2 separate regions of the Homo sapiens genome follow, and region 2 is linked to region 1. Evidence: chromatin contacts called from ENCODE Hi-C or POLR2A ChIA-PET data. All regions are on one chromosome and are shown on one strand. Each heading gives the region's core, a stretch centred on a gene start or an enhancer-like site at or near the end of the contact. The rest is flanking DNA. Distances are from core to core; before and after follow the strand shown.

Region 1 (2,737 bases), core at 79-2,578:
AATTACTCCAGTCAGTAATTTGCCTCTTTCTTTGCATATTGGTTCAGTGACATAAAGAGTCCCAAATAGTTGGTTCACTTGGAACCAATAATGTGTCCCTTGGTGGAAGCATTCTTCTCTTGGAAATAAAGAATGACCCGTAAGGCCAGGCACAGTGGCCTTCACCTGTAATCCTAACACTTTGGGAGGTCAAGGCAGGAGGATTGCTTGAGTCCAGGAGTTTGAGACTAACGTAAGCAACATGGCGAGACCTTGTCTCTACAAAAAATTAAAAAATTAGCTGGGTATGATGATGTGTGCCTGTAGAGTCCCAGCTACTTGGGAGGCTGAGGTGGGAGGATCATCTGAGCCCAGAAATTTGAGTCTGTAGTGAGCCAAGATTGTGCCACTGCACTCCAGCCTGGGAGATAAAGTGAGACCTTGTCTCAAAAAAAGAAAAAAAAAGATGTAAAAAAACACAAAAATATTCAGGAGCAGGAAGCAAAACTTAGGACTACTAAATTTAACAGTGAGAGGAGCTATTCCAACTTGTACCACTTGATTCCTGGACCTGTATTCTGACTATGAGAGAAATATTATTTTGATTGCTGGTTCAAAGCACATGCCCCATCACATAGAACAGACTCCAACTAACGGGGTGTTTTCACCCTGGAAAAGGAGCCTAGTCTTCTCAGAAATGGGAGAGAAGCGTGATTCCACTTGCAATGGGTATTCAGGGCCTTTGGTGTTTCTCAAGATTTTTATATTCTTCCAAATCCACACAAATATCCCCAATTCTCAGCCAGCTGCAGTGGCTCACACTTGTAATCTCAACACTTTGAGAGGCGGAGGTGGGAGAATCGCTTAAGCCTAGGAGTTCTAGAGACCAGCTTGGGTAACACAGGGAGACTGTCTCTACAAAAAAAAAAAAAAAAGGAAAAAATGTTAAAAAAAAAAAATTGGCCAGGCGCTGTGGCTCACGTCTGTAATCCCAGCACTTTGGGAGGCCGAGGCGGGTGGATCATTTGAGGTCAGGAGTTTGAGACCAGCCTGACCAAGCTGGTAAAGTCTACTAAAAATACAAAAATTAGCTGGGCGTGGTGGCCCTCGCCTGTAATCCCAGTTACTTGGAAGGTTGAGACAAGAGAATCACTTGAACCAGGGAGACGGAGGTTGCAGTGAGCTGAGATCTCGCCACTGCACTCCAGCCTGAAAGAGCGAGACTCTGTCTCAAAAAAAAAAAAATTTCTCAAGGTCTCAGTTCTCAATTTATGCCCCAGTTTCCACATGAGAAAAAAGGGAGAAGCTGGCAGGAACCAGCAGGTGGCACCAAAGGAAACCTCTGGCTGCCCTCGCTGCTCATTAGCGTTAAGACACTCCCATCAGCCCATGACAGCTTACAAATGCCAGGGCAAGGACCCAAAAGTTACCGCCCTTTTCCTAGAAAGTTCTAAACAACGCTCTCCTCAATTTGCATTAACCCACTCCTTAATTTGCATATAGTCGAAAGTGGGCATAAATATAGTTCCCAACAGCCCGTACTCTGCAGAGGCTGGGGACACTGCCCATGAGTTATCCCTGCTCCACAAGGAACAAGACCATTCAATAAAAGATTGTCATCTGATACTACCGGCTTGCCCTTGAATTCTTTCCTGGAGGAAGCCAAGAACATTCCTAGGCTAAGCCCCAGTTTTGGGGGTTCCTTGTCCTGCATCAGCTTCTAAATCAGTTTATCATAATTCTGCAACCTCGGCCAGGCACAGCGGCTCACGCTTGTAATCCCAGCACTTTTGGGAGGCCGAGGAAGGTGGATCACCTGAGGTCAGGAGTTTGAGACCAGCCTAGCTAACATGCGAAACCCCATCTCTATTAAAACTACAAAAATTAGCTGGGTGTGGTGGCACGTGCCTGTAATCCCAGCTACTCAGGAAGCTGAGGCAGGAACCCAGGAGGCAGAGGTTGCAGTGAGCCCAGATTGTGCCATTACACTCCAGCCTGGGCGACAGAATGAGACTCTGTCTCAAAAATAAATAAATAAATAAAAATTTAAAAAAATTAATTCTGCAACCCAAACCACCAAAACTTGGGTCTTTATTAGTCCTATGGCTACCAGAAACCAGAGTTTGTTTGTTTGTTTGTTTTTGAGGTGGAATCTCGCACTGTCACCCAGGCTGGAGTGCAATGGCACCATCTCGGCTCACTGCAACCTCCGCCTCCCAGGTTCAAGCGACTCTCCTGCCTCAGCCTCCCGAGTAGCTGGGACTACAGGTGCCTGCCACCACACCCGGCTAATTTGTATTTTTTGTAGAGACGGGGTTTCACCATATTGGCCAGGCAGGTCTCGAACTCCTGACCTTGTCATCTGCCTGTCTCGGCTTCCCAAAATGCCAGGATTACAAGTGTGAGCCACTGCACCTGGCCGAACAAATTATTACTATTATTATTATTTTTTTTGAGATGGAGTTTCTCTCTGTTGCCCAGACTGGAGTGCAGTCATGCAATCTTAGCTCACTGCAGCCTCTGCCTCCCGGGTTCAAGAGACTCTTCTGCCTCTGCCTCCCGAGTAGCTGGGACTACAGGGGCATATCACCAAGCCTGGCTAATTTTTGTATTTTTTAGTAGAGATGGGGTTTCACCATGTTGGCCAGGGTGGTCTCGAACTCCTGACCTCAGGTGATCCACCTGCCTCGGCCTCCCAAAGTGCTGGGATTACAAGCATGAGTCACCGTGCCCGGCCGGTCATTTCTTTTTATACCAT
Region 2 (2,737 bases), core at 147-2,646, 66 kb after region 1:
ACAAACAAACAAAAAACAGCATCAAAAGGAGATGGAGGCCAGGCATGGTGACTCACACCTCTAATTTTAGCACTTTAGGAGGCTGAGGCAGGAGGATCACTTGAGTTCAGGAGTTCAAGACCAGTCTGGCAACACAATGAGACCTCGTCTCTATTAGGAAAAAAAAGAAAGAAACAGATGGAGACATTCCTTTTTCTACTTGCTTTCAGAAATAATACTTTTTTTTTTTTTTTTTGAGATGGAGTCTTGCTCTGTCACCCAGGCTGGAGTGCAGTGGTGCAATTTCGGCTCACTGCAACCTCCACCTCCTGAGTTCAAGCGATTCTCCTACCTCAGCCTCCCAAGTAGCTGGGATTACAGTCACCTGCCATCATGCCCAGCTAATTTTTGTATTTTTAGTAGAGATGGGGTTTCGCCATGTTGGTCGAGCTGGTCTCAAATTCCTGACCTCAGGTGATCCACCTGCCTCAGCCTTCCAAAGTGCTAGGATTACAGGCGTGAGCCACCGCGCCTGGCCAGCTTTTTTTTTTCTTTTCTTTTCTTTTTTTTTAAGCAGCAGATTGAACTAGCAGGCACAAGATTCTCCCTTATCTCTTGAAGATTAGTTTACATTTTATTTGTAAATAAAATTGTGAGTGATGGCTTCCTGTACACATTCAGCAAATACTGCTGATGGGTACATAAGAGCTGTTGTTCTTATGTAATGTGTCATTGAATAATCTAGTTCTAATTTAATTTTTCTCTACAATAGGTGTCTATGTAATCTGTGCCAATTTTAGTCCTTTAAGGTCAAATATACTTTATTTATTTTTATTTCGTTGAGATGGAGTTTAGCTCTTGTTGTCCAGGCTGGAGTGCAATGGTGCAATTTTGGCTCACTGCAACCTCTGCCTCCCAGGTTCAAGCGATTCTCCTGCTTCAGCCTCCCGAGTAGCTACAGGCATATGCCACCACGCCAGGCTAATTTTTGTATTTTTAGTAGAGACGGGGTTTCACCATGTTGGCCAATCTGGTCTCCAACTCCTGACTTCAGGTGATCCACCTGCCTCAGCCTGCCAAACTGCTGGGATTACAGGTGTGAGCCAGCGTGCCTGGCCAAGGTCAGATATACTTTAAAATTACAATTATCAGAGCCTTGGCAGTTTTAAAAAATGGATGTCTCTGCTAGACAAGTTGATTTTTTCTACTGTTCTGATTATAATGTCTATATTGTAGGTTTTGAAGGGCCATGGCTTTCCTGCCTGTCATTCTACCCAACATAGCTGTGGTGTCCCCATTTCTAGTTGCCCTAAGGCACCTGTTTGCTTTTGCAATCTGGCTTCATACACGTCCAGCCTCGTGGTGCTAGATTACATCAACCACATCAGAAATGTTTACTCAGTGACTGTTCCTTGATCTGCTGCTGACTCTAACATGACATCTGAAGTGGAGAGAGAGGCAGACCAAAGTGGTACAATGTTCATGGGCATTGGCAAATCTTATTTTTTTTTCCATTTTGGAGAATGTACTTCACCTTTCTCTGGGCTTTATTATCTGTAAAAAGACAATAATACATTCCTCAGAGTAGTATTGTAAGGATTTAGTGAAACAGTAAAAAGGTACAATTACTCATTCAGTGAAGTATAGCTACTGAAAGAAAAAAAATCATATTTTGCCATACATTTATACATTTCCTTTCTATGATATAATATTTGGTCTGAAGCATAATTCTAAACTGAAGCTAATTTCTTGGGATCCTGGATTTTTTGTTATGTTTTTCTTTTTCTTTCTTTTTTTTTTTTTTGAGACAGTCTCATTCTGTCACCCAGGCTGGAGTGCAGTGGTGTAGTCATGGCTCACTGTAGCCTCGACCACCCAGGCTCAAGTGATCCTCCCATCTCAGCCTCCTGAGTAGCTGGGACTACCAGTGCATACCACCATGCCTAGCTGATTTTTTGGGTTTTTTTTTTGTAGAGACAGGGTTTTGCTATATTGCCCAGGCTGGTCTTGAACTCCTGGGCTCCAGTGATCCTCTTGCCTCCGCCTCCCAAAGTGACAGGATTACAGGCATGAGCTACCGTGCCTGGCCTGTTATGTTTTTCATATACATGTTGATATTTCTTTCTTTTCTTTTCTTTTTTTTTTTTTGAGGCGGAGTTTTATTCTTGTTGCCCAGGCTGGAGTGCAATGGCACCATCTTGGCTCACTGCAACCTCCACCTCCCTGGTTCAAGCGATTCTCCTGCCTTAGCCTCCCAAGTAGCTGGGATTACAGGCATGCACCACCACACTTGGCTAATTTTGTATTTTTAGTAGAGATGGGGTTTCTCCATGTTGGTCAGGTTGGTTTCCAACTCCCGACCTCAGGTGAACCGCCTGCCCCAGCCTCCCAAAGTGCTAGGATTACAGGCATGAGCCACTGTACCCAGCCAGATGTTGATATTTCATTTGCTATGTATTGCTGAGAAAGTTAACATCAGTGATGGTTTTGTTTAGGAACAGGTTTGTTTTTTTGAAGATAGACTTCTGGAATTCACAAAACCTGTTAATCTGTATATTGTAATTACAGTACTTCTTTTTTAAAACAAATGTTTAATTAAAAACAAACAAACAAACAAACAAACAAAAAAACCTCACTTTAGGCCAGGCTCAGTGACTCACACCTGTAATCCCAGCATTTTGGGAGGCCAAGGTGGGAGGATTGCTTGATGCCAGGATTTGAAGACCAGCCTTACAACATAATGAGACCCTGTCTCTAC

The links. A loop is a pair of places that touch in the nucleus more often than their neighbours do. ChIA-PET counts read pairs that join two places held with the same protein, here RNA polymerase II (POLR2A). Pooled maps may share reads with other maps.
Region 2: a pooled map shows a loop between it and region 1 (2.1-fold over the local background). The contact joins two enhancer-like sites. A Hi-C loop is called at or near these places in 26 of 168 maps with a recorded cell type or tissue (A673, B cell, Caco-2 and 18 more), 26 of 37 single-sample maps with no recorded cell type and 28 of 50 pooled maps. POLR2A ChIA-PET finds 5 or more read pairs at or near these places in 14 of 52 experiments (A549, AG04450, H1 and 10 more).

What each region holds. Positions count from the first base shown.
Region 1 is chr13:95,379,447-95,382,183 of GRCh38, reverse strand. All of the region lies in intron 1 of LOC124903193 (a long non-coding RNA gene), which reads left to right. Among named protein-coding and RNA genes, the nearest start is that of ABCC4, 79 kb to the right of the region's middle. RefSeq lists an enhancer at 1,082-1,131 and a silencer at 1,412-1,461. Within about 2 kb of position 1,328, at least 3 of the 41 ENCODE cell types and tissues checked have a DNase peak (open chromatin) inside an H3K27ac peak, as active enhancers do.
Region 2 is chr13:95,313,235-95,315,971 of GRCh38, reverse strand. No RefSeq gene overlaps it. Among named protein-coding and RNA genes, the nearest start is that of ABCC4, 13 kb to the right of the region's middle. Within about 2 kb of position 1,396, at least 3 of the 41 ENCODE cell types and tissues checked have a DNase peak (open chromatin) inside an H3K27ac peak, as active enhancers do.